Regions from separate parts of the Homo sapiens genome. Here regions 1 and 2 are each linked to region 3. Evidence: chromatin loops called from intact Hi-C (ENCODE). Cell type or tissue: endothelial cell of umbilical vein. All regions are shown on one strand. Links, peaks and the distances in the headings refer to the core of each region. The heading gives the core; the rest is flanking DNA.

Region 1 (11,290 bases), core at 1,845-9,844, 160 kb after region 3:
CAGAATTTTTAATTACATGAAAAAAATAAAGTTATATTGATATAACCTATATGGATAATAATATACCTTGTGAACAAAATATATTGAAACAATAAGAAATATCTGAAGTAACAGCAATGTAGATATAACTCTGAAGTTAAGACATAAGTTTTGTTCAGCAAATTTTTAAAGATTTTTTTTCTTCTATTACTTGAACTTTTACTGGGAGAAAGCTTTATGGTCCCACTAGCAGGGATTGTTAAACTTTTGCAAATGTACTAAGAGCTAAATTCTAGATCAAAAAAAAAAATTGACTTTTCACCCCAAATTCTTCTGTCACTAATAAAAAAATCTGAACCATATAAACAAATATTTACAAGATTCATATTAAAATTCTAAGCCAATAAATGGACAGATTTACAACAGAATAATTATAAATTGATGTAAGTTTAAGTATATTTTCTCTACTTTGTATCATATTTCTCCTCAATGTACAGCATAAATTATCTCTGAAATCATAATATTTTTCTGGGTGCCACATCAAATCAAACTTTAAATCAAAATTTAGATGCAACTATCTCTCAACTCCCTTCAATCTTACTCTAGCTGACCACTGCCACTCATCTGGTAAATTTAAGAAATAAATAAATTTTAGGATCATATTTGATATGGTTTGGCTGTATCCCCACTCAAATCTCAAACTGTAGCTCTCATAATTCTCACATGTCATGGGAAGGACCCGGTGGGACGTAATTGAATCATGAGGGTGTGTCTTTCCTATGCTATTCTCAAGATAATGAATAAATCTTGTGAGATCTGATAGTTTTATAAAAGGGAGTTCCCCTGCACATGCTCTCTCTCTTGCCTACTGCCATGTAAGACGGGCCTTGCTCCTCATTCACCTTCCACCATAATTGTGAGGCCTCGCCAGCCATCAGGAACTGTGAATCCATTAAACCTCTTCTTCTTTATGAATTACTCAGTCTCGGGTATGTCTTTATTAGTAGTGTGAGAATGAACTAATACAGTATTTGACTGAAACAATGAGAAACATAATACTTTGGCTAAAAGTTTGGTTTTATTGGATTGGACATGGGGTGATCCTGGCCATGTGGGTTGCCTATAAGATGAAGGGAGCCAGGACACTCAGGAAGAGAGACCACCCTGCAAAATGAACCCAACTGCCTGGTAATACCTACTACATGACAGGCAAATGGATGAGTCATGTTTTCCCTCATGTGCTGCTTATTTTTCCTAAAATAAAAAGCTGTAGACTATTGCATGGAATGTCCTACATTTATTATTTCTGTAGATACAGCTTTTTAAATCCAACTAATAAAGATAGAGCTATACAATGGGGAAATGATAATCAAAAGCATCAGTTGTTAAAAATAAAAGACTCCAGGTGATTTCCAGTTTGCTACAAGTCAGAAATATGATCAACAACGATAATTCAACATAATCATTAAGAAAAGTCCAGTAGCATGTTCAGAATAAGATGACGAATACTACCTATTGATACCCTGTTCTGTGCTTATTAGAGAGCAACTGAAATATTGTATTCTGTTCTGTAATCCAGGGATTTAGAACAGTTAAAAATAAAAGAAAAGCACTAAAGCAAACAATCTAAATAAATAGCCGCAATAATAAAAACACCAACAAAATAAAACAAAATCAGCGCTCATACATAAAGAGAGAAGACAGATTGACCAAGTGTGGACTGACTGATGAACCTAAGCCTGTCTAACTTGGATTAAAGGGGGCTTAGTGGGGTTACATGGCTCACTTGGGGGGATATAGGTAGTCTTGTGGAAAAGAAAGCTTTTTAATCTAGGGGCTTCCAGAGGGCAGACCTATAAATCTAGTGGGCAAGGTGCACCTGACTTCTCTTCCTTTAAAGTAGTAAAAATTGGTGGAGTAGAGACTAGAATTGGGAGCAAGGTGAGAATCTCAGGAGTATAAAGAGCAATTCCACTGAGGAGCCCCATTTGCTGGAGATACCTCTGCAGGGCTTGAGTGAAAAATAAAAATGGAGTCTTTCAGCCTGCTGGATACAGTCCTCTTAGAAAGGTGGAAGGAGTGAAAGTGCATGTAAACGCCCTTTTCCAGGGCATAATGTTTTCCTTTAGGGGAAGGGTAATGGCAAAGCACATTTTGAAAACATTATGTTGATGTATTTTTTAATGCTATTCCTCAGAAATCATGTTCTCAGATGATTTTTTTGCAATGATAGCCCCAAGGCAAGAGAAGTGGGTGAAATTTCCTTGGGAAGGAGGAGGATATGATGTAAGTGACATCTCAGCCTCACTAGAAAGGAAGTGAAGAGATCACCTCTAACGTCCTGGTAGACTGCAGGAGAGAAGAAGACAGAGAGAAGTAGCGACACTCCTGTATTCTGACCTTTCCTCTGTGAGATAATGTCTTAGAATGAAGGCATATTGGAGAGGCAGAAGATGAGGCCTCAAAATTCATGATCCCACTTCCACTTGTGATTCTAGCAGGAGTCACACTTTGCAGGATACCTCAGCCAAAGGGCCTCATGGCAAGTTAGGGCAGCCCCAACACGGTAATAAGGGTAAGGGGTATTTTTAGGGTAAGGGGTATTTTTAGGTCAAGAGGAAAACCCTGAGCTTTGGTTTGTTTTTAATTGGACTGAGTTTACCAAAATGGAATAAAGTAAATACTTTTCAGCTTTCAGGTGGGTGGGGACAGATGAGGTAATTTAGGGAAGTTATAAGGAAAAAAAGCTGTATAATTATTAAATTTTTTTTGTAATAAAATTATTAACAAATAATTTAAAAAATATTTTTAAATAAAATTATTAAAATAGTTGCTCATCTGAATGTAGCATATTAATTGGCAGACCCATAAATGAGTCGCTAGAGAATCATTAATGAGTTGCACATTAAGTGGGGCTGACGGTTTTCATTTCCTTGGGGTTCCTCAAAAAAAGCAAGACCCTAGTATGTATTTAGAGCACATACTAGCTATGCTAATAAAACCACTATGTAAAAATTTCTACCACTTTTCTTCCTGTATACCTGTCCTTTAGAGGAGGATAATAAAATGACAACATTGATTTTAAACTTATAGATAAAATTGCCTTCCAGACATTCTTTAGCTCTGGTCTTACCAATATTATTTACAATTTGACAGTTTTTCTGCAGCTTCAAAAGCAATGCTCATCTAAAATACCAGCTTGAAAATACCCAGGAAGAAAAATACTGAACCCCTGTGACCACTGTGTTTGCTTCTAGCCAAAAATATGTATCTAGGCAAATAATGGTGAGTGTGAAGTTTGTCATTTGATTCTCTATTCAACACATTTAAACAGTGCCTTATTTATTCATTTGTTTGTTTATTTATTTATTTATTTATTTATTTATTTTTGAGATAGAGTCTCACTCTGTCACCCAGGCTGGAGTGCAGTAGCACAATCTCCGCTCACTGCAACCTCCACCTCCCAGGTTCAAGTGATTCTCCTGCCTCAGCCTCCCGAGTAGCTGGGATTACAGGCACCTGCCACCACGCCTACCTCATTTTTGTACTTTGCATGTTGGCCAGCTGGTCTCAAATTCCTGACCTCAAGTGATCCGACCACCTCATCCCCTCAAAGTGCTGGCATTACAGGCGTGAGCCCCCATGCCCAGCCTAAACAGTACCTTCTTATTTTAATATTCCTTCTTTGTATTTTCTCCTATTGTTCCTATCCATCCAACCCACCACCTTAAATTTTCTCCATCTCACTGGACTGTCTCAAGAAATTTTCAGTTTTAAAGAAATGTAACGTAAGAAATCTGTATTATCCTTCTATTGTTGCCGTAACAAGTAACAACGAACTTAGTAGCTTAAATGCAACAAATCTATTTTCTTAGTTATCTGTGGGTGAGAAATCCAACATGGATCTCACTGGGCTAAAATCAAGGAATCAGCAGGGCTGTTTCTTTTTGGAGAAAAGAATTTTAAGCAAAATTTTTATCTTTGTTAAGTTTGGGTTGTTGGAAGAATTCAGTTCACTTCTTTACTGTCTACAAGCCAAGTCTGTCCCTAGCTTCTAGAGACATCTGCATTCTTTGGCTTGTCACTCTTTTCTTCATCTTCAAGGCCAGCAACCATGGGAAGAGTACCTCCACTCTTCAAATCTTTTCTTTCATCTCACGTCTCTGATTAGCTGGAGTAAGTTCTCTGCTTTTGAGGGTTCTTATGATTTAATTGGGCCTATCGGGATAATTTAGAAAAATCTTCCTGTCTCAGGGTCTGTAACCTTAACCATACTTGCAAAGTCCTTTTGCTATTTACAGTAACACACTCAGAAATTCTGAGGGTTAGGGCATGGACATATTTGGAGAGCCATTATTCTACCTATTATGGGCAGGCAGTGAGATATTGGTGCTTCTTTTTTCTTAGCAGTTAAATGATGGGACTGATTAAGAAAACATTGCATTTCAGTTCAAACTTGCTGCTTTTATAAAATGAAGCTGGTGATAACCTATCTTCCACTGACATTTACGTTTTTTGTTCCTCTTCCTTTAAATGCCTACTCTCAGCCTTTTCAATATGCCAACAAATTAATCTGATAAAACACGTTCACACGTGCATCTTTGTAAAATAAACTAAGAACATCATTTTCCAAAGAAGTTGGTTATTTGTATTTCTTATTTAAATAGTCCTAATTTCATCATCCCATATGTTAATGATTCACTGGATAGTCTCATGTTTAGCATCAGGAGAGGGCTTCCTCAAGTCCAGGCCCTATAACTGACAGATGTCGGAAGCATCCCAATATGTGGAATCATTATTGTTGATTATGAGGAGGATGCTGTCATGTGCCATCAACACCTCTTATCAGAAATGAAGGATTTATATCCGTAACTGCTAGAAATGCTGCTGGAAGACTGCCCTCTGCTGTCAGCCCTCCCTAGGGATTGCCTACCTACCACACTCAAGATGAAAAATTCTTTGGGACAAGTAACATCTAGTCATTGGTCAATTTGAGGTATAGAAGTAAAGCCCCCTTTCCCTAACTCAGGACAACTCTGAAGTCCACTTCAAGCTCCAGAGTTCCTTAGGATGTCAGCTAAGGTCTTTTGGGAGCTACACCATGGCTCTGTTTCTCCCTCTTCTCAATCCTGGTTTCATCCTCTCTCTTCCACAAATGTTGATCCCAAGTGTGTTTCCTTAGGAACTTCCTACATGCTTCCTAAAGCCTAGAGCTTCATTAGCACAAAAGAAGGTTATAGTGATGACTACTGCTATGCATAGAAATTTATGCAAATTAAGGTTACTTCAAGTATTAAAAAATGATGACAATGATGATGGTGATTTTTAGAAAATACGTGGAACTGCAAATCTAATGTTACATAATATATATTTGTAAAATAAAGCAATCTCATGTTTGTGATAAGATATAAGGCATAAACAATGGAATAATTTGTCACAAAAATTTGTTCCATCATTCCTCTCCATAACCTAATGGAACTATGTCGGTGTCTTTTTTTATTAAAATACTCCTTAATGCTTAGTTCAATTGTTAAGGGCCACTTTATAGACAGAAGTCCATTAATTTCCTATTGGTATAAGCTAATATTTAGGAATATATTGGTCAAATATATTTTGACCAGTTTTCTTGGATAATGTAAAAATAAGGTAGGCATTCAACAGAACTAATGCCGGGCTTTTATCCTGCATGAAAGTTTATAAAATTTATCTACTTTTCAACAGAGACATGTTAGCATTCAAATCATGTATCTACAGACATGTATGCTGAGTACAGCATATGGTATTATCATTAAGAAAGAGATATGGAATCCAAGCACTTTGGGAAGCTGAAGCAGGAGGATCACTTGAAGCCAGAACTTCAAGACAAGCTGAGGCAGCAGTGAGACCCCCACCTCTACAAAAATACTTAAATATTAGCAAGGTGTGGTGGTGCACCTGTAGTCGCAGCTACTCAGGAGGGTGAAGGGGGAGGATCTTTTGATCCCAGGAATTGAAGACTGCAGTGAGCTATGATCACTGAAAGAAAGAAAAAGGAAAGGAAAGAAAGCAAGAAGGGAAGAAGGAAGGAAGGAAGGAAGGAAGGAAGGAAGGAAGGAAGGAAGGAAGGAAAGAAGGAAGGAAGGAAGGGAGGGAGGGAGAGAGGGAAAAAAGGAAGAAAGGAAAGAAAGAAAGAGAGAAAGAAAGAAAAAGAAAGAGAGAAAGGGAGAAAGAAAGAAAGAAAGGAAGGAAGGAAGAAAGAAAGAAAGATGGATGAGAGGCACTGCAAAAATCTAGGATACCTTTGCAATTGAGAGACTTATTAAGGAAATGAACTAAGGAAAAAAGAAGAAATAGATGTGGAAAGCATTGAGCAGAATAAACAAGAGGTTTTCCTGACTGAATGGAGGAGGCAAGGTAAAAAGTTCAACATGACTTTGATTTCTGGACATTAATGATTGTTTTTCTTGGGTATAGAGAAGCAGAAATAGAAGAGTAGGAAAAAAGCTATTAAAAATAAAAATTGGTACATTTGATTTTGAATATATTGAGTTACAGATTTAAACAAATTCAGGACTGAAACATGGAAGCTATTTAAATAGTTTAAACAGCATTGTACTTAAGATATTTCAGGCCGGGCGCCGTGGTTCACGCCTGTAATCCCAGCACTTTGGGAGGCCAAGGCGGGCAGATTGCTTGAGCTGAGGAGTTCACGACCAGCCTGGGCAAAGGGGTGAAACCCTGTCTCTACTAAAATACAAAAAATTAGCCAGGCGTGGTGGCATGCGCCTGTAGTCCCAGCTACTTGGGAGGCTGAGGCTGAGTCAGGAGAATTCCTTGAACCCGGGAGGCGGAGATTGCAGGGAGCCGAGATCGCGCCACTGCACTCTAGCCTGGGCGACAGAGTGAGTCTCCATTTCAACAACAACAACAAATTTCATAGAAAAATATGGATTTAAAACAGAAAGAACTAAATGAATTTAGACAGTACAGACAATTTAAATGGAGAAGGATTTTTTCCCCTGAAATTGATTACTAATTGATCCGTGATATTAATTTAATGATTATCAAACATTACTGTAATGTTTTCTTCATTGTAATATAATTACAAACTCAAGTAATATAAATTTACTGTCTTCTCTCAACTATCCTCACAAATAAGAAAAGAAATGGTATAACAAATCCAACAGGGGAAATAATACAAAAAAACAGCTAGTCAAATCATATATATTATAGTATGGGATTGTTATTATTGGATATCATTGCTGTTCTGGGATTGAATTACATGTCAAACAGAAATCAGGAGTCAATAGTGAGGAAGTCACTAAGGGTAAGCTAGTGTACCAGATTCTTGCCATTCAAGCTTTTCTCATAGCCTTTAAGCAATGGGACATAACTAAGTGAATCTGAGCTTTACAGGCCTTCCAGTGTGGAGGGGCTCACGTCATCAGTGGGCAGAAGGGAGGAGGCACAGGGCATCAAAGCACCTGCAACACTAGATGTTTATGATATGTCAATCTTGGTTAGGTTATGACTTTACCTTTCCATTTTCTTGCAACTAAAACATGGGCAAGTAAAATGATTCATTAAAAAATAATGAAATGAAAAGGTTTAACCAATATAATTACACATTTTTTTCTAAGTGATTTCAGACAACTAACTGAATGGCGATGCTACGATTTTAATGTGTGTCTCTTCAAAATTCATACATCGGAACTTCAATCCCCAAGGTGTTGATGTTAAGAGGTGAGGCCATTTAAGGAAGTAATAAAGTTATGAGGACTCTGTCCGCTTGAATGGGACTCATGTCCTTATAAAGAACAGGAGAGAATTAGCTAGGCCTTTCAGTCCTAGTGCTCCTTCCCCACATGAGGACACAGTGTTCACCCACTCTGCAAGATGAAGATGCAGCATCAAGGTGCTATCCATGAAGAACGAGCCCCCAGTAGACACTGAACCTACTGACACCCTTGATCTTGAACTTTCCAACCTCTAGAACTATGAAAAATAAACTTTTAGTATTGATCAATTGTGTAGTCTCTTTTATTATAGCAGTATGAAGGGCTTTAGGGAGCTGCTATTTAAAAATAAGGTTAATTATTTCACTCAAACAGGCTTCAATGACATTTAAAATTACTATATGTATTCAAAAGTAACGGTACTATACTCCTTTAAAGTACTATACATAGTTGTTTAGAAGACAATTTTTATTTTTTTATTTTTATTTATTTATTTTTTTTTTTTGAGAGGGACTCTCGTTCTGTTGCCCAGGCTAGAGTGCAATGACATGATCTCGGCTCATTGCAATAGCTGCCTTCTGAGTTCAAGTGATTCTCCTGCCTCGGGTTCCCAGGTAGCTGGGATTCAGGCATGAGCAAGCATGCCCAGCTAATTTTGTATTTTTGTTAGGGATGGGGTTTTGCTGTGTTGGCCAGGCTGGTCTCAAACTCCTGATCTCAGATGATCCAACCGCCTCGCCTCGGCCTCCCAAAGTGCTGGGATTACAGGCGTGAGGCACTGAGCCCAGCCCCAAGAAAAATACTTTTGACTAATTTCTTAAATCATTTATTTAAGTTTTTAAACATCAATTTTTAACTGGAAGTTATTATACTGAAAATAGATGGCATATTAAAATCTGTTAAAGGCAGTGGGTAACTTTCAATATTTTATCACTAATCAGTTAATGATGCATCAATTAGTGTTCTTCTCTGCTCTCTTCTTTTTATTTCTCTTACTCTCCTGAATAGGTACAAAATTGTTTACATGTGCCTGTAGGCACATACAACACTCCTTGTGTTCACGTGGATGTGAAAACATTAGGCAGGCTGCAGCAATAGCCTTGATCTTATTGTCTTAACAAAGTGACTGTGTAAAATGAAATTTAAAAGGAAAAAGAAAACTTAGGCCTAATCTTTCATTCATTTCTAATTACTCCCTTTCTTCATCTTTTTCCCTCGTGCAAGCCCCCTAAATTTTCCTTAATGTGATCTTCCTAAGAATCAAAATTAATGAAGAAGGCAATTGTAAGACTCTAATTAGAAATTTTCAAAAAATAATTGTTGTAGTTCTTTTTGCATCATTTTTCTTCTATAAACCAGTGTAAAAATCTCAATGATTGATAAAATTTGTCAAGGGTAATCCTTAGATGTGTAATATGTCTCCCCCTTTCCATTTTACATTGCAAACGTTGAAGGCAAGGGATGATTTTATGAGATAAATATGATGTTCTATAAATGAAACTGGTTTTCTCTCTAATAAATTTGTTATAATGCTATTTCATTGTATTAACTCAAGCTTTAGGTTATGTGTTAAAAACAACAAATCCTCTTAAAGTGTCAATTGGTAGCCTTTTCTGATGCAAAAATTTTCACATTCTTCCACTACATTCCCATTGGTTGTATATTGCCTGACTGAAATAATAGGTTGTCTTATTAATTCACTGACATTATTTCAAGTACCTAAGCTTTCCCTAGATTTGAAGAAGTAAATCTTGATTAGACCTGTGCAGACACTGCTGCTACACAATATGTGTTTTTCTTATTTACAAGACTGGCAGCTAGACTACTTTTTCTTGCTCCTTGCATCCATGTGGTGCCATATAACCATTTCTCACCAATAGATTGTGAGTGGAAGTGACATGTGCTATTTTCCGGTTGATGGGGTTAAAACCAGGTGTGCCTTCTCCGTATTCTCTTCTCTTTTTTCCATTTGTCAATTTAAGAGAGAGAAATTTCAAAAATATAGAAGAAAACAAAATCGTAGGCTGGAATAAACCTAAGTTCCTAGATTCTATATAAAACAAAGAGACCTCTCTTTCACACACTATCCCCATTTCTGACCTTCTTGTGAGTGTTGTAAGAAATAAAGTTTTATTACTAAGCCTTGAGATTTGGAGTATTTTTTTAACAACAGTTAGGAAACTCAAAATAATACAAGCATGAGCTGATCTAGTACATAAAATGAGAAAGATCCGGCAGCAGGTAACATTATACTATATTAAGTTGAATGTGTTTAACAAAATAATTTTAAATATGTATGATCTGGCTTTCAAACCCTACTAAGGGCTCTTATTCTGCTATTTACCATTCTTCACCATACAAATTGGGGCTCTTTATTTGCTTTGTATTTTTGCCTATATTTGTATAATTATATTATGACTTCCAAAATTCAAATCAAAAAACAAAGGACTTGATACCATGAAAAAGAAAAAGCTCTTATTGGTTGTAAAGTGGATACTACCAGTGTTTCACCAGTCATTGAATTAACTCAGATTTTTTTTTTAAAGGAGAGTAATTCCATGACATTTTCAGATTACAATCATGCCAAGAAGCATGAGTGACCCAGTTACTGAAATTTATTTTACCTCTGAAATTAATTCAAAAACAGTTATTTCAATATATCAAACATTAATAGTGTCCTGACATTTTTGATAGTAGAAAAAAAGCAAAATTAATATATACCTGATTTCTCAAATGAGTAAAAGCATATTGATTTTTAACAAAATGTTATACCATGTAAAGCCTTAAAATTAAAGGTAATTTTTTAAAATAAAAATTTACACTGAAGCTTCTTCAGTTGCATCAGGCATTGATTATATACAAATAAAATTTTTCTAAATGTTAAAATAGTTTGAGAAAGAGAATAGTCTATCCTTCTCACATTTTTCTAAACTAATGATTTATATTAAATGCAATTAAGTATGTTCTTACGTAGTTCATATGTGATTCACGTATATGGTTTACTTCAATTAGATTTTAAGCTACTTAAGAATACCCTGAATCTAATAGTTTATATTCCCCAAGGCACCAAGAAAAATTCTGGACAAATAATAAGCATAAATTAACAGGCATCTGCTTGTTCTTCTTGCAGAATAGATTACTTCAGGAATTGATTCTCAGTGCCTAGGTTTGGCCACCACTGTGGTTGGGTAAGCAGCCTTGGCAATGCAGCTCAAGATGTTGTCTTCCTACCACCTCTTCAGCAAGAGATAGAACCAACATGGTAGAATGCTATTTTCATAAAGAAAATTGAGACAAAATTAGCCAGTGTTGGCAAGTTTTCCATGTAGACACAACTTAATTAAAAAAAACCATTTGCGCATAACATTGAGAGTAGTATTGGTAGAACTTATTTCCCAGATTTTATATCTTTAACCTTTTAAAATACTATGCTTAGCCATGGAAATATGGACTTTATTAATATAAAATTGAATAAGTAAAAATTCTTGTTTTTTCATAAATAGTAAAGTCTAGACAATTCTATACATTGTGAGATTTTATAAATACTTTTAAACTTTTCTCCAGATATTTATGTTTTTTGTCTACCTGGAAAAAAT
Region 2 (11,290 bases), core at 2,014-10,013, 1.1 Mb after region 3:
GGGAAAAGAAAAAAACACTTTAAATCCAAACAACCAGTTTTTCCAATAAATTCAAATAAAATACACATAAATGTTCATGCAATATAAAATATGTATATTTGTTTACCTAATAAAATCATGCTCAAAGCAGAATGCCAGGATCCAATTTGTTAGGTAGAGAAAGATTTTTCTCCCTCCCATGTAGTCATTTTTGATAGTAACTAATATTCATCCTGTTAATGAACCTTATTTGTATGAGAACAATTACTCTTGTAATAAAATAATGTTTATTAGTAATTTTCCTTTAGGAAAGGACTTATTAGTTTTAAAGAAAGGAATTTTCAGAAGTACTTTGCAATTAACCACTAATCTGAAATCCTATTTTCCCTATGACAGACATCTTCAAGTGATAAGTTTAACATTTCACATTGAAGAACTTGAGTGAATTCCTTATTTAAAATATATACACCTAAAATATGTGCAAGTAAAGCATGCTTTACTTTCACCAGATTCTAACAGTATTATTTATGAGGGAGCAATGTTCCTCAAATTATGTCATACTTTATGAATTAATTTTATACTGTACTGTATAAAGTAGAATATAACATGTCTAAAAATTTCATCTGATCTTTTACAGGTATCTCTACAGAGAGAGTTTTTAAAAACCACAAAAAACATTTCTATCTGTATGCAGCTTTTGGTGTAAAAGGATGAAAATATATATGCAATATAATGTTACATTTATAGGGGAAATGTGTCTTAAAATACCAACTAACTTTCAGTCGTTCTAAAGAGATGACATGTCTATCTGGTATCTTAATTTATTCTCTGTTAATGTCACTTGTTACATGCTTTGAAAGAAAAAAAAACATATCAGGGAAGTTTCTATTTTTACAATGATTCTATATTCACAATATTTTAAAAAACCATCTAGGACAGTGGTTCTCAATCCTTGGAGATGGTGGTGATTTTGCCTCCCAAGAAACATTTGGGAATAAATTGAGACATTTTTGGTTGTTATGACTTGGAGTACTGTTGGCATCTTAGTGAACAGAGGTGAAGGATCTAATAAACATTGTACAATTCACAGGAAGTGTAGCTGAGAACTATCTAGCCCACAACTAGCAAAGAATTATCTGGCCCAAAATATGTAATGTGCAGACACTGAGAAGCCCTGATTTTGGAGTAGAACTAGGGATTCTGCATTTTAAAATAGGATACATGTTAGATCACATAAATCTCATACCGATAGTATATAAATATATGAAATAAAGAGATGCTAGATACGAGTTAACAGTGAGGAGAACAATACAATGTATTATGTATGTATGTATGTATGTACGTGTATAACCTCTATCCTACATTATCAACTCTGCTAAAAAAATTATTTTATATATAATATATATTTTATATATATGGAGAGAGAGAGAGAGAGAGAGAGAGAGAAAGGAAAGAGAAAGAGAAATTTAATTTATATGACAAGTAGTTAGATCTTTCTTTTTCTTTTTAAGTTCCAGGGTACATGTGTAGGATGTGCAGGTTTGTTACATAGGTAAACATGTGCCATGGTGGTTTGCTGCACAGATCAACCCATCACCTAGGTTTTAAACCTAGTATCCATTAGCGATTTTTCCTGATGCTCTCTCTCCCCTATCCCCACCCCTCGACAGGCCCCAGTGTGTGTTGTTCCCCACCATGTGTCCATGTGTTCTCAATGTTCAGCTCCCACTTATAAGTGCGAATATGTGGTGTTTAGTTTTCTGTTCCTGCTTTAGTTTGCTGAGAATAATGGCTTCCAGCTCCATCCATGTCCCTGCAGAGAGCATAATCTCATTCCTTTTTATGGCTGCATAGTATTCCATGGTGTATATGTACCACATTATCTTTATCCAGCCTAGTTAGATTTTCTTTTTTTCTGAAAATACAGGGTTTCACCATGTTGCCCAGGCTGCTCTTGAACTTGTGAGCTCAAGTGATTTGCCTGCTTCGGCCTCCCAAAGTGCTGGGTTTACCAGTGTCAGCCATCGGGACTGGCCTAGATCTTAATATAGTAAATTGTGGAAGCAAATAATTTAAGCAACCTGCAAGTATTTGAGATTCACCTCCACCATGCTGCAACATGTTTTTGAGGGTATTTCTTTTTGACAAAAAAGAAAAAAAAAACCTTTTATTAATCATGTGAAAAGTATTCCCCATAATTCTAATTGAAAATATTAATAGTCCTATATGAAATCCCTCATCCTTCAGGTTTTGTAAGTGATACTTTGTCCTCTAAGGAGTGAATTAGTGAGGGAGTATCAATAATATTCTTAAAATATAACATTTTTTATTGTGAAATAAGCTTATCCTGTTTTCTTATAGATGTTGTCAAGAAAAGTTTAATTTTCTATAGACATATTTTTCTGATGCAATTGGAGGCACTTAAATCATTTCGATGTTAAACTACTTTTTGAGAAACAGCTTGCAATTTTCCTATAATGGACAGTGGGATTTTAAAAAAAATGATTTTAAAAGTTAAAGAAATAATTTATTTTATTATATTATGCTAGAAAATGTGCCAAGTGTTTTATAAGCATTATTTTATTTATTCCTCTTAATGGTAACCTTTGTTTATGAAAATAAATTGCCTGGCCGTGTGCGGTGGCTCCCGACTGTAATCCTAGCACTTTGGGAGGCCGAGGTGGGCGGATCATGAGGTCAGGAGATCGAGACCATCCTGGCTAACACGGTGAAACCCCATCTCTACTAAAAATACAAAAAAATTAGCCGAGTGTGGCGGCGGACACCTGTAGTCCCAGCTACTCGGGAGGCTGAGGCAGGAGAATGGTGTGAACCCGGGAGGCGGAGCTTGCAGTGAGCGGAGATCGCACCCCTGCACTCCAGCCTGGGTGAAAGAGCGAGACTCCATCTCAAAAAATAAATAATAAATAAAAATTAAAAAAAAATTGCCTTCATTTTGCAAAGGCTAAACTTAACTTTGAGAAGGTAAAAAAGACTCAGTCAAGATCACACAAGTATTAAAAGGAGAACAGAAAGATTCAGGTTCCAGAGTCCAGGTTTTAACTACTACAGTACACAACCTCTCTATGTGAAGCAATTCATTCTGATTTATTCACTCGTTCATTCATGGGCCAATTGATGGATGTCTTATAAAACAGGGATGTGAAATGGAGACTGAGTTAGAGTATAACTGGTATGATTACATTTGATCTAATTATTGTTGTAACTGTGGAGAAACCTCTCAATGTCTTACTCATTCTCTCTTTTTCTGGGTTTTGATTCTTTTTTAAAAGGAAGTCATATTATTATCTAAAACAGTTTGTATATTTACTAGTTGCTATGTTTTCAAAATAAAATTTAAAAGGAGCAGTTGAGTCAGTAGCCTGACTTTGAAAGTAAACTAAAATGTTCCTGCAAAAATAGTACTATTTTTATCAACAAACATTTAAGACCCCTTTAAACCAAGTTCTGTTTACATGAAAAATAAGTTTCTACAAAAAGAGAAAAACATAATTGGTGAAAATCTAACAGATAAAGGGTTTGCAGCACTCTGTAATTAAAATAACAATCACATTCTTGAAAGATTTTTTTTTTTTAATTCCAATTAGAGCAGCTAAGGAAAGAAACACAAAAGAAAACAGAAAAACCCAGGGTGGTAGATTCTTGCTGGGTTTATGAGAAAATTTAACCCTGCACCTGGAGTGGTGATGAAGAAAACACCTTTGGGCTGAGTGAGGACACAGAGAAAAATGACATGGTAGATGGGTGGTAGAGAAGAAGCATACAAAAGAAGAGTTAGATTTCACTTTCTCCATGGTTACAGACAACTCCCTTACAGGGTGGGGGAGGAGAGTTTGGCGGCAATGTGTAAAACGAAGTAAGAGAATTGTGCATCTATCTATCTATCTATCTATCTATCTATCTATCTATCTATCTATCTATCTAATTTATCTAATTTATCTATTTAAGTTATTTAACAAACACTTTTAAAGTGCTTAGTACTTGCCAGGTATCTTCTAACTGCCTAAAAGAGACTAATGTGGCCGGGCGCAGTGGCTCACGCCTGTAATCCCAGAACTTTGGGAAGCCGAGGAGGGCAGATCACCTGAGGTCAGGAGATCAATATCAGCCTAGCCAACATGGGGAAACCTCATCTCTACTAAAATTACAAAAATTAGCTGGACAAGGTGGCACGTGACTGTAATCCAAGCTACTTGGGAGGCAGAGGCTGGAGAATCGCTTGAACCTGGGAGGCGGAGGTTGCAGTGAGCCAAGATCGTGCCACTGCACTCCAGCCTGAGAGACAGAGTGAGATTCCATCTCAAAAAACAAAGAGAAAGACTGATGTATTTAATCTTTATAACAATTCCATTTTACAGATTTACAAACAAGCAAACAAACAAATACTAATGTAGAGAAACAAACTAATACTAATGCACAAGAAGTCAGGATTTGACAAATTTGGAATTTGAACCCAAGCAATCTGGCTCTAGACTAAGCTGATTGCTATGAAGGTATTTTTTTTGGAATTTACTGTTTGACTGAACAATCTAGTTCTATTTAGTAAATTATATTTTGTAGTAAAAAGAGTTGAAAGTTATACTAATAGCTAATGTCAGACCTATTTAGGATCACGAGGACATATGCAAACAAACCCACTGAAATTGCTCTCACTAAAATTATCACTGACCTTTTTCCAGGTTGCCAAATCCAATGAATGCATTTATGTCTTTATTTTTATTGGCTTTTCTACAAAAGCAAATACTGTTGGCTAGTGTTAGCTTGAAACTGTTCCTTTTGTGTGTGTGTGTGCGCATGCACACGCTTTCTCTTTTTGTCCTGAAATCTGTTGGTGCCCTTTTTCTGAGCATTCTTCTTTGCCTTCCTTTTTAGTGTTGCAGTTTCCAAGGCTCTATCATTGCCCTTTTTCATTTTCTGTAATACTCTTAAGAAATCTTATCTACATTTTGCCTTCAATCTACAATTGAATAACTATGAAAGTTCTAGTTTTAGACCAAAGCTTCCTTCCTTTTTAGCCTTAAATATTCAACTGTATCCCAGAAGTATCTCAAATTCAGCACATTTCAAAGTTTAATTTTTCAGATAATCCTTTAAGTGAAGTGTCTGCAAATGATGGCCTAAAGGCTAATACTGGCCGGTGAGCAACTTGTTTGTACGGTTGGAAAAAAAAACCAAATGAAGAATACTATTTCATGGCACATAAAACTTGTATGAAATTCAAATTTCAGTGTCCAGAAATTAAGTTTTATTGGCACACAGCCACACTTATTCATTTCCCATATGACTGCTTTCACATTACAACTGCAGCAGAGTAACTGCAACAGAGAACACATGGCCCACAAGTCCTCAAATATTCATTATTATTATTTGGCCTTTCACAGAATACATTTGCTGACCCTCTCTCTTAAAGCCATCCCATATTCTTCCTCCTTTCCCCAGGTTTCCCACTCAAATCTCTATCACCACTTTTTAATGATTTCAACTCTAAGTATATCTCATCAGAGACCATTTCACCTACAAGCATCTCCCAGATTTTGGCATCAGCCACCTCCTGATCTACTGAAGTAGCTTCCTGTAATGGTTATCTTTATATGTAAATTTGACTAGTCTAGAGAATGTCTAGATAGCTGGTAAAATGTTATTTCTGGGTGTGTTTCTGGAAGAGATGAGTATATGAATTAGTATACTGGGTTAGAAGTTTCCTGCCCTTGCCATTACAGGGAAGCATCATCCAATCTGTTGAAGGCCGAAATAGAATAAAAAGGTAGAGGAAAGGCAAGTTTGTTTCCTGTTTGAGCTACGACATATATCTTATCCTACACTCCATAATTGGCACTCCTGGTTCCTGGGCCTGTGAACTCCTGGACCTGGACTTATGCCATTATCCACCTACCCTTCCTGGTTTTTAGGCCTTCAGATTTGGATTGAGTTACACCACTGGTTTTCCTGGTTCTCCTGTTTGCCTACAGTAGGTTGTGGAACTTCTTGGCCTCCATAAGCATATGAGTTACTTTCTAAAATCAATCTCTCTATCTCTGTGTGTCTGTGTGTGTGTATATATATATATGTGTTACACACACACACATATATATTCTATACATACATACACACACATATACACTTCAATCCTGTCTCTCCAATCAATCCTTTACAAATTTCTATCATGCAAATCTGTTCTTTTTACTCCTTTGACCATTTTTTAAAAAATTGTTTCTCTCCTTTTCTTAGAGGAATGGTTCTGAAGGCAGCATCATATCCCCTGGGAATTTGTTAAAGATGCAAAATGTCAAACCCCACCTAAGACCTACTGAATCAGAATCTCTGGGTAACGCCCCCCAATATGTGTTTTAATAAGCCCTCCATTAATTTTAATGCACACTTATGTTTAACATCATTGGAACCATTTATCCCAGAGGAAAAAACTGTGTATTTCTTTGTGGGGATATTATTTGAGTGTGAGCATGATCTGACCCCTGCCCAATCTTGTCTCTGATTTATTCTTTCCTCACTTGCTGCTTCGATCTGCAAATGTGAAAATGCAACCCCTCCAAGTTAGTAATTTGCCTCAGGTAACATGGCTAGTGACTGACATGAGGGAAGAATTAAACTTAGCTAATCCCAAGGTTTGTTTCGTTTTTAGTACCACACCCTGCTACTTTTAAATTTCATTTACTATACTCTTACATTCAAAATCCATCTATCATAACAATGATTGTATCTATCCTAATTGTTAATTTAGTCTGTTCCTCCTCTTAGACTATAAACTCCAGGAAGGTAAGGAAGTTTGTCCAAGGAGAATGTCAAGAAAACATGACTCTCTACTGCCATCTGGTGATATGATGCAACAATTCCAAGAGGAATATATGTGCATTTAATGTCTTCTGCTTGCAGAATGCAGTGAGTAAAACAAAAGCTTGGCTTCAGACTTCTGTTCAGATAACAGAACGATTATCCCCTGGCTGTTAGACCTTGAGCAATTTACTTAGTATTTCTCTGTCTTAGGTTCCTCATCTGTGAAACTGGATGGCTAACAATTTTTCTCACGGAAATGCAATGATAATCAAGTTAGCTGCTATTATAATTATCGATATTGTTATCAAGGACTTAGCTAGACTCTATAGTTGACACAAAGAAATAAATGAAACACTGTTCCTTAAATATTTTATAATCTAGGCGAGTAGGTAAGACAGAGTTAGGAAATGATTAATGAATAAATAAATAAATAACCATACAAGCTTTAAATGCTGAGTCCTTATGGTGTTAACTATGAATGTAGAGGAGGTAAAATTTGAGCTAGTATAAGAATTTATAATTGGTATGTGTGAGAAGGAGTCTTAGATGGAGAATTGTTCCTGCAAGTCTTTGCACACATTGAGACTAACAACTGTAAAGTACTAATAAAAATGATATAAGTGCACATTTATATTACAAAGTCATAATCACAAAACCATTTTTATTTAATGCTTCATTATATAATCCCAGATCTCATTATCCAAAGAAAAACTAACACATGACCCAAAAAGTGTTTATTGTAAATGAGTGTTATTGTTGCTATTATTTTTTAATATACCTGAAACTTAATTAATAGTTGTATTTTACTGATAAAAATATAGTTAGATTAGATGGCTTCGTGAATTATATATTTTTAACTTAAAGAAAAACCTACATTGTGTTAAATGGTGATTAAACTCAACGTTTACAAGATCCTATGATTTAGATACATTATCTCCAGTTTGAAAAAGCAGATACAGAGAAGTTAAATAACTTGCCAATAATGTCCAATAACACATTAATAGCTGAGACTCATGAATCTGAAATAAAACTATGCTAATGATGAAGGGTACATCACGCAATTAATAAATCATATGTTTAGGATTTGAACCCAGGCCATGCCATTAATTCTAAGCTTGGCTCCCTCATGCTGTAAATTTTTCTAATTAATATTTAAAATACCCACTACTGCTCCTTCATATTGCATATGTTTAAGCTGTGGTTTGTTTCTTCCTAATCCCATATAACAACAACATTAAAAACCAAAGAGATCTAAAATATATTTCTAAAATATTCTGCTTAAATATCCAATAACCAATTTGGAACTTTGTGTGCATAATGAATGCTTACTTGTAAGAAAACTGGTGCTGAAACTTTTATTAATTTCCTACTTGGAGGATTAGATAATGGCAAATAGTATTTGTAACCTTTATTTCTTTAATTTGTGAAAGATATATTTCAATTTTATAGTACTGAATGTCATGTATTTTTTAAATTTATTATTTGTTTCATGAACATCATGTTATTATTCACCAGAATACGGGCTATTATTATTGTATTTGTGTTAATGCTGAGCCTTTGTCACCATTTTCATTTTAATTCTATCCTCGGTAATAAAATAGTCGATATGTTCCTGCATCTTTTTTCCCTAGCAGTGGAAGTGTTACTTCACTGAAGCAGATAAACAGGACAGATAATGATTATTATATGCTCAGTGATCCTTATAATGGGGAAAGGTAGAATGTTCTCTGATCACTCTCAAAATTGCAAACTGACTGAATTTCATTTAGGAAATAGCAAGTTCTTTTCATAGGTGATATTCTCTAAATGTATTTAAAGACTAGAATATTTGCCCTGAATCCTGGGAAAATATGTTAAATTACATCCACATAGTAAAATCTTGCTTATTTTATGTAAAGAGGAAAAATCATATATAAATCATATTTTGAGTTAAGGAAAGATGTCAAGGATGCCTCCCCCCACCAAAAAATGACAATGAATGTCTCGTTTCTTTCCTATATATGCATAAATATCAGGAAAGCTTGAGAGTATCGTGGTTCTTCCTGTTCTATGAATTTACTAAGGGTCATGCCAATGCAGGCGAATTAGACAGTGCAGTTAGTAAATGAAGGAGAAGGACATTGATCCTATTTTGGGTGAGGAGGAATGATGCAATACATAGATGATGCAATACATAGATGAAGGCCATTTTTCATGGTCCAGTTCATTTAGATTGCACTGAACATACAAATTATTATTACTACAAAATGCCAAACAATCTGAGGGACAAAAATACAGTTGTGTAAATAATTTTGCACTTGAAATAATCAAAACCATTCATATCTTATAAGTGCTTGTCATCTACAGTGTTTGCTTACAGCTAAGCATTCCTCTGTTGAAGGAAATTCTAGAGAAGCGTATTTTTTCATTATACTAGTGGCACATTGCTGGTCAGAATAATAACTTCTTGCCTTATTTAAATTTAATCAAATTCAATATATCTACTAAATCATTATTAAATGCAAAAATGACTAATCTATATACTTTTTTCTATAATGTCCTCATGCTTTTTAGCTTATAAGGTGAAAGAAGTCAAGAGTAGAAGAAAAAAATTAAAGTTATTGCTCACCTATGTAAGCAGTAGATATAGAAACCATATGTATAGAAACTCCCATGTAGCAAAGAAGGATCAATTATGTAAGAAAATAGAAACTGAGAAATTGAGAGTATCTGGGAAAATAACTAGATTCAATCAGATTGTCAGAGAAAGGACACAGAAAATTTTGCAGATGAGATTTTGGTAGAATAAATAGTATCAAGGGAGAATGAACGCAACACACTGAAGAAAGACAAAGGAGAGCCATGTGATATTGTCAACCAGAGAGGTAATTGGTTTTAGTCAAGTCTAAAAGATACTATAATACAAATTTTAAAAATAAGGCTCGATGTGTGGAACAAATGCCCTACATGCCAATGAGTTAGAAGGTCTGCTTATTCCACACTGAAAAAGAAAGAGAAGGAGAAGATGCAAGAGAGAGCTTGTCATCTAAGAATCATGAATCTAAAATGAAAACATGCTAATAAAGGGGTCATTGTTTGCATTCAAATGAGATTTCCAAGGGTTATATCACATATAATGAGGAAAAAGTATAAAAGGATGAGCTGACGTTACACCAAATGGGATACCTCATGGTATCCCAGTGGGGCAAAAAGTGAGAATTAGGATAGGAACACTTGGCAAACATTGAGTGGAGGAAACACAATCACAAAACCAAGATGGGGTTCACTGTTGAACCAAAAGGTGAAATACGGAATACATGGGGAGAGGTAGCACATATGGGCCTGTGAACTCACTTCTCCTAAAATAGAGGAACTCAGGCAAATGGTTCACCCTTTCTCATGTACCACCCCCTCTCTTCCCAATATGCTACATGGTAATAATCTAAAAATTAGGGGATTTAGTTTAAAATAAATATACAGGGGCATCTTAGGAATTAAGATGCCCCTAAATATTTATATGTAAATAAAATAAAAAGGGAAAGAGAAAAAAATTCTAAACCAGTTAAAATAAAGGTTGAAACCACTTCCCTCATAGAGTATGCGTAAAATGTCAATAACTTTTAACTTATAGAAGTTATTTTATACTTCAAATATTATATGATTAAGATGATAATACTTTCTGGGTGGTTAATCCATAAGTGAACAAGCACTTACCCTGTGGCTGGCGACTGGGATGGTATATCTGAAGGTCAAATGGCTGTGCACTGGTTTTCTGAATCACACTGACATTCTGCCCTGTCCACTTATTGGCTTTGGACAATGTGTTGGTCCTCCAGTCTGTCCAGTAGACTTCACTCCCATATAGAGACACAGCAAAGGGATGGGAAAGGTATTCATGACCTCGGATGATTTCTATCATGTTTGTTCCATCATAGAGGGCTGAATAAATAGCATCTGACCTACAGAAAGATAAATACATGAGTAGTTTGTCAAAACTCATTCAACTAGTCCAGAGACATAATCATGTAACTCAGCTAAATGACAAAAAAGGTATTTTATAAATATTTTTATGGGTCTGTATCTGATTTGGGGCAAGCAAAAAAAAAATACACCTCCAATTTTAATATATGTATACATGATACTGACATGTTAGGACACTTTCCAATGTTGTAAATATTATCTAAGTAAAAAAAAAAATACAGAAAAGAGATGATTTTTTAAACCTGGCGTCTGTCCACACTATCCTTTTCTCAAAGTGGTCCACAGTTAGTCCATTAGGCCAAGCCCCAGTTTTCATGTCTTTATAGATGGTTTTTCTCCCAGCACCACTCATAGAGGCAGATTCAATGCGAGGAAAATTTGCATCCCAGTCTGTCCAGAAAAGAATTCTAAAAAAAAAAAAAAAAAAAGAAATAATACTATTGTTTCAGTCATTCATTTCACAGATATTTATTGAGTGCCTACCATATGCTAGGCACTGGATAGGTGATAAGTCACAAGAGAAACAGATGTATTATCT
Region 3 (11,290 bases), core at 1,737-9,736:
GGATATGAGAGACTGAAAATACGAGAAGTGTGAAACTAGTATCTATTTTGGACGTCGTTGGGTAAATTAAGTCACTTGTGAGTATCTCAAAGAACGTAAGTTACTGAAAGAAATAAGTTTATTGGCTAATTGGTAATCCATTTTATTTGTATAAAAATAAAATACACATAACAGTTCATTGAAAACAAATTTTAAAAATTTCGGTAAAAGGGAAATGAGCATTGATACAGAGTGCAATAAAAGAAAACAGAAACACATGTAACAGTTCTGTCTCAGTCACTAATGAAATTGAGGACATTGCTAGAAGAAAATTGTGGGTTTTAACTACAGATTTTATCAACCACATTAATATATAGTGCTATTACTGGTTAAATATACTGTGTTGTGGTGAAAAGTGTGTTCGAATAGGAAGTAGAAATGAAGATTTGAGCCAAGGTCTAACTTTTATTTGCCCCATAACTTTGGGCATCTCACTTAGTTTCCCAAAGCCCCAGAAATATTTTTTCCTATCTACCTGACCCAATTGTTTAACAGTCAATGGACAAAGGAGGAAAAGAGAAACAAGAAAGCATTATATATTCAAAGGATACTGCTACTATTACATTATGATTTAACATTATTAAACTCTTATTTTTCAAGTGTTTTACAATAGACATGCTTAACATATGAAATATTTCTATATTGATTTTAAAGATGCTACATCTGATCTATCTGTAATATGTAAAAAACTGACAGAAAGGAATTTCATTAGCAGTGTAAGTAAAAGGGCATTTTGAGTGTTTTAAGTGCTATAACCTAGGATTGAGAAAAGCAAAGCCATGCCCTCAATGTGCTAAGACTGCACAATACAAAGATGAATGGCTCTACAGTCACAAAGACTATATGACAAGACGGCTAGAGAATTTAGCAATTATGATGAAATGATCATAGCAGAGAGGCAAACCCTATTCCTTAGCTACCACTGCCTTATATTTAGAAGGACAATTTCACAGAACATTTTATAACATGATCTGGAAAATTATGGCCAGTGAGCTATTCCTTAGTTATCACTGCCTTATATTTAGAAGAATCGTTTCATAGAACATTCTATAAGATAATTTGGAAAACTATGGCCAGTGAGCCAAATCGGGCATGCTGCCTGTTGCTGTAAATAAAGTCTTATTGGGACATAGTCAGGTTCATTTCATTATGTATTTCTATGATTGCTTTCACCCTACATCAGCAGAGTTGAGTAGTTACAGAAGAAACTATATGGCCCCAAATATTTACTATCTGTTTCTTTACAAAAAGTTTGATGACCCTGTTCTTGACCATTGTCTTCTTGATGTAATTAGAGATCTCCCAGAAGTTGAGAAGGAAATCTGATTGAACCATTAAACCTACACATGTAGTCATAGCCCTGAGTGCTGACAAATGGAGCAATGCCAAATTATTTATTTCAATTGCTTGTGTAACATAGTACTTCTCAAATGTTAATATGAAGATCAATGATGAAGACTAAAAGTAAACATGAAATTTTCCTTAAGGAGGAGGTCACTGCCTACTCTGCTTCCACTTTTTAGAGTGTCTCCTTGAGAACACAATAGACCTGATTAAAAGGCTTCATCTTTTGATTTTACAATGCAAGTTTGTGAGCCTTCCGACTCTTGAAACTGTGAACACTTACCTCCAGAACTAGCTTAGGGGCTTACAACAGGCATAGATGAGACAGTCTTATCTCTCAAAGAAGTAAGATAAGTTTTAATTGTTTGCATCTAGACTCTGAATAGACTTGTGTGAAATTCTGTCCAGGCTTTGTAGTTACTTTCCCATTACCTTACATGCACAGGACTCTGATAATGTTTACCCAATATTCATGTTGTATTATCTGTCTGTCTCCTCTTCTACATTAGTATGGAGCGGTCTTTTGATAGTAGAACTTTTATTTTTCTCACAGAAGGAATCTAACTAAAATGCAGATTCTTCCTTGCAACAGTGTGGCTCCCAAGATTCTGCGCCAAGGTGACAACTGATACTGATGTTCCACGACCACACCTTTGAGTTACTAAATGCAAATAGAAAAAAATATATATTTTAGATTGCTAAAATTAAATGAAATTTACCTTTTGAAACCCTCATTTCCATTCATGGTCACTTGCAATTTAAAATGTACTCTCCTTTGGGTAATGACTGAGTCAAATGCGTAGCTCTCCTTCTCTTTCTCTTTCCTGGGGTGGTTTCAGTCGTGAGGTGATAGGGGAAACGTCCACGTGGCTCAGGTCTCATTTGTGTGCCTTTTCTCTGTGTCCTGATGGCATCTGCTTTGCTTTCCCCATGTTCTCATCAGCGTGGGCTTCTGTCTCTGAGTCTGTGACCTTCACAGCATGGTCAGTTGCTAGGACCATCTCATCTAAATCCTTCTTGTCTCAGGCTCAGAACCTTTGTTTCATCTGACTTTCCTCAGGACTTCTGAACCTCATGAAATCCATAGCTGTTTACCCTCCATGATCCTAATGTCTCTTAACTTTAGCAAGCTTCTCTTGGAACTAACAAACTTGTCCTGCCTGGCTAGAGCTTCATGACTTCTTCAAAATCCTCATAGTTTCCTAGACTATGATGAGGATGAATGGGGGCTGTAAGGGAAAACTCTGCTGCCCCCAAGTCCTTCTAAGCCTATCTTTGGTTTTATCTTCTACAGTTTCTACTGCCCCTCCCCTGAGACTCACTTAGGATACAGTCATGACTTGTAGTCCTGTCAGAGAAATTCACGCACCCTTAAGGTCTCTGTCTTTATTTAAAATTTGGATACTTCATTTGTCGTGGATTTTTTTGAAACATTGCATTAAAATATTACTTATCTTGATTACTGAATTTTTTGGTACCCCTTAAATGTAGCACCCAAGACAAGTGCCTTTCTTGCCTACTGCCAGCAAGCTCGCTTCTTCCAATGTTCTCCAGTCTTCTCCATAACCTTTGAATTATAACCTCATTTGAGTGGGAAACCAGCACTTAAATTATCATTTGTCATCATTACCTACATTTGCTTGTGGATGATCTTACTGCTTTGCTCCCTTTGGAGCTTGGCTTTCTGACTCTCAAGATCCTTTATCTCTTTCAGAAAACGAACAAACAAAAAAATACCTGGCACATTAAATGTATTGACTTTTATAACTATTGTTTTCTGCCACAAGTTTTTCTAAATAAATATATTTGGCGGCTCAATTGACTTTGTTTATTGATTGATCTATTAATTTATCAATTGCCAGTCACAGCCACTCTCTCCCCAAAGGAAACACATATATAAAGCAATGATTTTTTTCCCAGTGAATAAAAATGAGTTAATATTTTAAAATATTATCCTGCAATAGTTGTAATAATAACTAAGATAAGACTAGACTAAGTAGAAAATTAGTTGGCCAGTATTTAGCTTCTACAATGGAGATAAACAGATAATAAAGTAACTTATTTTTTTTTTTTTTGAGATGGAGTCTACCTCTGTGCCCAGGCTGGAGTGCAGTGGTGCGATCTCGGCTCACTGCAAGCTCCGCCTCCCGGGTTCATGCCATTCTCCTGCCTCAGCCTCTCCGAGTAGCTGGGACCACAGGCGCCCGCCACCACGCCCGGGTAAATTTTTGTATTTTTAGTAGAGACGAGGTTTCACGTGGTCTCGACCTCGTGATCTGCCCGCCTATGGCTTCCCAAAGTGCTGGGATTACAAGTGTGAGTCACCGCTCCCAGCCAAAGAAACTTTTTAAAAAGACAAGAGGATAAGGAATGACCAACTTGACTATAAGCTCCTCTGAAGTCCGGGATTGGGTTTCATATAGTTTGGCAGAAAGAGGAGAGGTAACTAATATCTAGTAAATAAGTGTGGAATCATAGTTGATATTTCAATTATCCCATTGTTTATTTCCTGCTCAGTATGTTTCTTGGCATCTCAAATAAATTGAACAGAATAAGAAAATCAATTGCGAGAATACATGTTTTCTCCAAGCATTTATTTTATGCAAAGGTCATTGGCTATTTATAAATACGAAATTTAAAAAAAATTTTAAGTGAGGCATTTCAATTCGGGTTTCCTTTTGGAATCAAAGGTGAAGTAGAATGGAAGTGGGAGGAAAGGGAACAGAGGCCAGATAGAGAAAATAAACCTTGTGAATTGATTTAGAAAAGAGATAATAAACCGGACAGAGAGCATAAAATTCCTGCTGTCTATAGAATAGCTGGCTGCCAGCTCCAGAGGAAGAAAGAGCAATGTGCAGCCAGCAATAGATGTGTGGGAGGCAAGACAGCTCTTTGGGAGTTATGAGGTTAAGGAAATAACTGTGTTTGAGGCAGAATGACAAGTGACCTCTTGCTCATTGAAAGAAATCAGCATGAAGGAGGGTTGGAGAATGTCCTGAATTCCCCTCTATGTTCTTCAAATAGCTAGTGGCTTATTGTTATGAGAGCCCTGAGACGTACTTTCAATGATCATTTATACAGACAGTTGAGTTTTTTAATGAAATACCATGACTCCTTTGGGAGAAGGACTTGAGGACAGAGAACAGGCAAGACTACAAGCAACTCCCACTATAAGAAGTGTTCCCTGAGAGCGGACTGGCACTCGGTGCAGAAACGGAGCACTTAGGCTTACATCATGATGCCAGGCTGAGAGATAGGGATTTCCTTAGGGTATTTTGAGTCTACGTCTTGCACCCCTACCCTTCATCTAAATGAATATAAAATAAGTTGACACTGGAGAACTAAAATAATAATGATGATAATAAAGACATTGTCTTTCCTATGGATTTCAGAATGATCTTATAGTCTTTCTTAATGAAAAAGATTAATTCACTATGTGTATTTAATGTGACTATGCCCTGATGTGATTACTTTTGTTTTTGTACTTTAGGTGAGAATTTTCACATTTTTCATTTACTTTGAGTCACATTATTAAATGACTTAGAGCACTTCCTCCATCTCTACCATCTTCATCATTTCCTTAACATGATGAATGAATTCAGATTCAGACAGTAGATGGTGCTATTATTTCAAAGACCATACAGTACATAAGACTTCCAGATTTTCTTAAGACTGCAAGAGACAAGGGAAAGAAAAGAAGAAACTTGACTGACATCATTTTCTGGTTTACAAAGGTTATGGAGTGGGAAGTTATTTTTTGTAGTGACCTACTCTGTCCCTTTTGGGGATAAAATAACAGTCAAAGTTTTCTTTAGTAATTAATAAACTCTGACTCCCTAGAACAGAAAAAACAACCACATTTAATTTTCTCCTTGAAGCAGCAACAGTCACAGATGCTGTTGCTCATACTGACTACCATTATGGACAGAAAGCAATTCACAAGCGTTCAGCAATGCAGAAGATATTAAAATGTAAAACACATGAATGTGAAGTTTCCTCAAAAATACCGAATAAAAGGTTTTCCTAATATAAAGCAATTTATATGTAAAACATCTGTAATCACAAAGCACCTTAAATATAATATTCAAATGCAAGCAATAAAAACCCTGTATCTGATGATGATAAATCAACATATTAAAAGCTTTCCTCTCCTGGCAGCAGATGCTCTTTGAAAGGGAATTGGTAACAGATGTATACCATAGAGGGGGTTCAAGCAGTGGTGACACAGGCAAGGGGCTGCATGGAGCCAAAGCTACAGTTAGATCATAGAACCTGCAGCTAAAGCACAATTGCTGTCGAGGTTCCTAAAGAGCAACACTACAAGTTGTCTCTTTAAAACCCCATTACTCAAACTTAATAGCCATTGATGGAAACACTTTACCTGACTCCGTGGCAAAGGCTTAGGTTCTTCTCATTTTTCATGCCCAAGCAAAACATATGGTGATAGGCAGACTTGAGAGTGAACCAAATTTTCTACCTAAATTTGCGACCCCAAGCACCTAAGTGCAATGAAACATTTGAACTAAATGAGTGGTGATATGGCGAAAGTGATGGCAAATGCCGACATCTGAAGCATCTGGATAATTAATTATGTCATTTTTAATTTGTATGCTTTTTGCATGAGAAGACCAGCTGTAGTTTCAAACATTCATTTCTAAGAAATACCAAACAGTGTTTTAAATGTTTTTTTAAACCCTTAAGCTCCCGATAAAATAATTTTGAATTAGAAAATGGCTTTTAATTGTTTAGTGTTTTTTATTACTTCAGCATTGCTAATATCACTTTGCTCATTCCATGACTCCTAATTGTGACTATTATGGAGGTGGGGGATGGCAGGGAAGAAATTTTTGCCTCACCTATTGCTGGGGTTGTGGCTGAGAACCCTATAACAGAAGACAACTTAAAAGGAGACAAGTTTACAAGTTTATTTAAGGTAAGTTGTACATAACACATGAGCCTTCAGAAATGAAGACCCAGAGAAAGAGAAGAAACCATTTTTATGCTTAGGTTTAATGAAGAGTGGACAGCTGTAGGGAGGTATGATTGGAAAAGGGGGTATAGTCTAATGGTAATTAACTAGGGCAAACTTAGGATGGCCTGTTTGTTCAGTTTTTTCTCTATGTCCCTGTGTCTTCAGAGATAAAGATGTTCATTTTCTTTAGGTATAGGGAGGGCACCTCTTGAATGAGAATCTTGACTTGCTTCAGGGGAAGGTCAGAAAATTCTTCCTAGGTTTCATGACCTGATTCTAGGGAGAAAGGTAGAGGGCAGTGAAAATGATCCTCCTGCTTCTGCTGTTTTATCAAACATCAAGGTGCCAATATTTTGGATTTGGCTTGTTCTGAACCCCATCACTATTATATTAATAGAATTGCATGAGTAATGTCAAAAATAAATACTATGCAATTTTTAGTAGGTTCTTTGAAAAGACTTGCTAATGCTGCATTTATTTCATACTATAACACATTTTTCTCCATGATTATCTATATGTGGCACTTTAAAGCATGGGCTCAAATTCTTGGGTATTCCTATCATTGAAAGATGATGTCTATGTCCCCTTCCCTTGAATCTGGGTGAGTGTTTGATGGAGACAATGGAGAAGAAATAATGCTGCTTGCCTTTGACATCTGAGGCAAGGTCAGAAGAGGCCTTGCAACTTTGACCTAGATCTCTCAGAATGCTCACTCACTCTCCACAGGTTTCCTCTGGATAGTGTCTTCCTCAGAATCCATATGCCACATTCTGAGAAGACCAACCTACATGAGGAGGTCCTGCCTCAATTAGGTGACCTGGTCCATAGTCCCAGCTGTCTCCAGCCTTCAGGTCATCCCCGCCCAGGTACCAGAATGAGAGAAAAACTTCCAAATAATTCCACTACCCAAATGTTGTCACCTGAGCTGTTCAAATCATCCAAGCTAAGGCCCCATTGTACCTTTTTTGAATACATGACTCATGACATCACCGAGCGTAATATGTGTGGATGGGCTTGTTACTTAGCAATAGAAAACTGGAACACTGTAGTTGGTTTATAAATAGCAGCAACATTGTTACTTGTAAATTGTGAAGATATTCAGGTGAGTTTGCTTAGTTTTAGGCATTTTCAATATTCCAAGTGTCTTCTAACTGGTTTCCTTGCTTTGATTCTCCCCTCCCTCCAACCAACCAAATGACATAACTGACATATATATCCCCAACACATCACTCTGCCTTTGCCCTACCACAAAATACTATTGTGATTTCCCTCTGCCTCCAGTCCACACTTCTTAGCTGGATATTTACTGACCTGCATTTTCTGTCATGTACTTATACACATTTATTTCCAACTACTTCTACAAATTGCTTACTAAATCCCATGAATTTCATGTGAAAAGAAGAACAAGACCCTCTAGGGTTTCTTTCAAAGTACATGTCCATTCAGGCAAGTCCACTTCAAACCCAAGCACGCCCTGGAGGATAATGATTTTATGGCTTTATGTTTGTCCATGGGTTTATGGCCCATCTTTAAAACATAGTGAAGGACATGAGATTTAATTAAGAACTGTAAATGTTCATGTTATACATGTCGTTTCTCAATATCTTAGCTTTTTCTATTTTCGCTATGTAGGATTCTGTCTTCTGGTGTTTCCTCCTCAATCAGGTTCTTTTCCTTTCAAGTAGCATTTACATTCTTTCTCTCTAGATGGTCTTCCTAGCGTTAGAGAAGACTGTTTTCAGATATCATGTACTGACCACTCATTAAACACCAGGCATTTTGCTTCCTTCTTTACTTACATTATGTCATGTATTCATGGCACTTTTTCAAATGCTTTCTAAACCAATCATTTGGCAATAACCATATCTCACTCCTCTCTGTTTCTCTTTTTTACTGTTTTTGTTTTCTGGAATGTACAATATGACCCTGCAGGGACAAGGATTTTGCTTTTTAAATTTTCTTTGGTGTTTCCAGGATATTTATACAATGAAATTAACATAGTGCGTGGCCAATAACAATTTGTAAGGAAAAATCCACCTAAAATAAATTTCTCAGTATTAGTATTTAGTCTATTAGATTCTAGATGTCTTCAAATATTGGCTTCTTTCATCATATAAATCAGGTGCTTAAATGGTATAATGAGATTTAATTTTGTTAGCAATTTTGTAATTCCACTGAGGCCATTTCCAAACACAAGTTATTCTCGGGGGGCTGTTCTTACATGATGAATTAGTTATACATTTTCTTAGGATGAAACATAAGAACATTATATATTTCTTAACTTCTACTGAAGTGAATGAATTTCTACAGGGCTTTGTTTCTTGAACCTAACTATCCTACTTCATGCCAGTGATAATACATACTTTAAATGAAGAATTATCTCTTCCACAATACATTTACAGAAATATCCAATAAACCTTCATATTCATGATGTTTTTCAGAAAGAAATTTGGTAAGAAATTTTAAATTTTCTATTGTTAGCAAGATTTTCACTCAATGTTTCTGTTTAAAGAGCATTAAAACTGGATAAATCTCATTAATTTCAGAAAATAGTGTGTATCTTTCAAACAGTAGCATATTACTTTAATATGTTAAATTTCCTCACTCTTTCTATTTCAGTTTTTCGTTTAACACTTAATGCCACAAATCCACACACAAAAATATGTTTTTCATATTTTTACATCACCAGTTCAATGAAATATTGCCTTATGCCATTAAGGCATTCTCATGAGTTCTGTGAGAGACAAGAGACAAATACCTTCTTGGCTATAGGTGTGTTGAGAAAACTTTTTTGGAATTTTAACTTTGTTGCAGATATAAAAAAAAACAGAATGCACTGGACAAACAAGATGATTTTACTCAGGCTATAGCAAAAGAAAAAACATTCATTAATAAGAAATATCTCAAAACAAAGGGGATTCAGGGTTTGATAGAGGCTGAGAAGAAACTCATTTGAATCATGTGGGAACCATCAGGAAGAACGGGGGTGGGTTTTTTCTGAGTCATTGAGGAAGGGTAGAGGTGGGTTTTATCTGGGAATATCCAAGGACAAGGGTGACAAGGGATGGGAGAATATGAGGAGAAGAGAATGTAGGCAACTAGGAAGGAAATCCAACCACTTTGTGGTAGAAAACAAAAGCTCTAACCCTGGGTTAAATGCCATAGTGACAAATATTGTCTGGAGAAAGAAGCAATTTTTTGGATGAATTAGAGACTGCGGAGAATGTGCTTCTAATTTTTTAGCTTCCTTTACTTCACTGGCAATCCCCTAACTCCCACTTGAGGATATAGGGTTATGGTTCTGTTAGAACATAAAAGACCCCAGAAATAAGAAGTAGAACAACAACATAATCAAGAGAAGAAATGACATAGGAGGGTTTTGAAAATGTCCTTTGAAAATGACTGTGTTGGAAATTGTTATTAAACTTTTTATAAACAAGATTAGAACTATAAAAAAATAAATGGAAACATGATTCTGCCCTTAAAGTACGAATAAAGGTTTTAATGTAATTTCCAGAAAACATAGTCCGTACACTGATTATTCCCCAAGCTCTCTTTTAACATAGCAATGAAATAAGAGATCACACAGAACTCTACTTAATACCAGCTACCCTTGCATTACTTATAGCTAAATGCTAATTAGTAAGGCCTCCAGACTACCAATAAAGAGAATCTGCTTCACAAAACCTGTGGATTTTCATTTGTTCTTGCGGAAAGCAAATGAGAAATGGAACTCAACTTCAGGCACTTGCCCATTTCCACTGTCACCAATATTCTGAGTCAAAGGGCCAAATGGTGATTTATTTAAGAAGACAAACTACGAATAAGTATGACAGAGTAGTTACCTGCCATTGTGTAAGTGTGCAAAACACTGGGAGAGTATATAAGACCATGTAATAAATGTTTCTTGCTGTATATGCATTTTTAACTTAGCTAATTATTCTTCCCCCTTTTAAAAACACTTTATTATTTTAATTACACCTTTCTCACTGATTCCCTCCCACTCTCTCTTTTGCTCTCTCTCTCACACACCCACCCCACACACATATGCACACACAACTTGACTAAATGTCTCCAAGACTCTTCCAAAGACCAACTTATTCATTAATGTCTCTAAGACTCTTACTAAGACCAACTTATTCATAAATGTCTCCAAGACTCTTACTAAGACCAACTTATTCATTATAGCTTCATCTTCACATCTAACTTACCATGGATGAGGCAATTGAACTATATACTAATGAAATGCCTTGTGCAAGATAACTGGGTGACACATCTAAAGCTAGAACCCAGAGTTATAAACTACTACTGTTAAGTAAAAAAGATAAAATGCAACACATTAAAGGAATGCTTGACAGAAGAAAGCTACAAATGGCACACAACCTCCATCAATGGAAGTAAAATTTAGTAAAAGGAATCATCTATTTGCTATTTACTGTTAAGTGTAACTCCCTCATAATGATGGAAACACAATGGCCAGTGAGGACATTTCCAGCTGTGTTGACTATTTTTACTTATTATTTGTAATATTAATTTACTATTTTAATATGAAAGTACTATTTATATCTGTGTGATTTATATGAAACATAAATACAGCAGAGTTATTTCTGATGAAACATAAGATGGATTGGGATTTAATGGCAGAATACAACTTTGCTCTGTCAGAGTACACTGTGTTGCAGCATATATTTACTACCATTTCAAACTTCAATTCTGTTTTAAAATGTAAAAGTACTTTCTTTTTCATGTATAATTTAAGTTGTATAGTCAGGAAATTTTATTATTATGTTAAATATATTTCAGATCTAGAAATATAGACATATTTTATTGCAGACATACACATAAGTTTTGTTCCCTGAAACTTCCACATTAATTTCTCAAAATTAACACAATTGAAAAAACTATTCGTGATGAATTGTTAATTGTAGTAATATA

What was found. Peaks named below come from ENCODE experiments on the same cell type or tissue, not always from the same donor. Only the 100,000 strongest peaks of a DNase experiment are listed, where the experiment ranks them.
Region 1: it touches region 3 in a loop (6-fold over the local background); 6 of 110 quality-filtered maps call a loop at or near these places.
Region 2: it touches region 3 in a loop (15-fold over the local background); 24 of 110 quality-filtered maps call a loop at or near these places.

Annotation. Positions count from the first base shown.
Region 1 is chr2:139,942,024-139,953,313 of GRCh38, forward strand. No RefSeq gene overlaps it. Among named protein-coding and RNA genes, the nearest start is that of LINC01853, 170 kb to the right of the region's middle. In endothelial cell of umbilical vein, for the core only: a CTCF peak has its summit at 4,870 (motif pointing left); no DNase peak of the experiment used is centred there.
Region 2 is chr2:140,857,105-140,868,394 of GRCh38, forward strand. LRP1B (LDL receptor related protein 1B) reads right to left here. Exons shown (of 91, transcript NM_018557.3): 26 at 10,995-11,159; 27 at 10,486-10,730. Among named protein-coding and RNA genes, the nearest start is that of MIR7157, 280 kb to the left of the region's middle. In endothelial cell of umbilical vein, for the core only: a CTCF peak has its summit at 6,818 (motif pointing left); a DNase peak (open chromatin) is centred at 6,827.
Region 3 is chr2:139,786,020-139,797,309 of GRCh38, forward strand. No RefSeq gene overlaps it. Among named protein-coding and RNA genes, the nearest start is that of LINC01853, 330 kb to the right of the region's middle. RefSeq lists an enhancer at 3,082-3,582. In endothelial cell of umbilical vein, for the core only: no CTCF peak of the experiment used is centred there; a DNase peak (open chromatin) is centred at 5,022.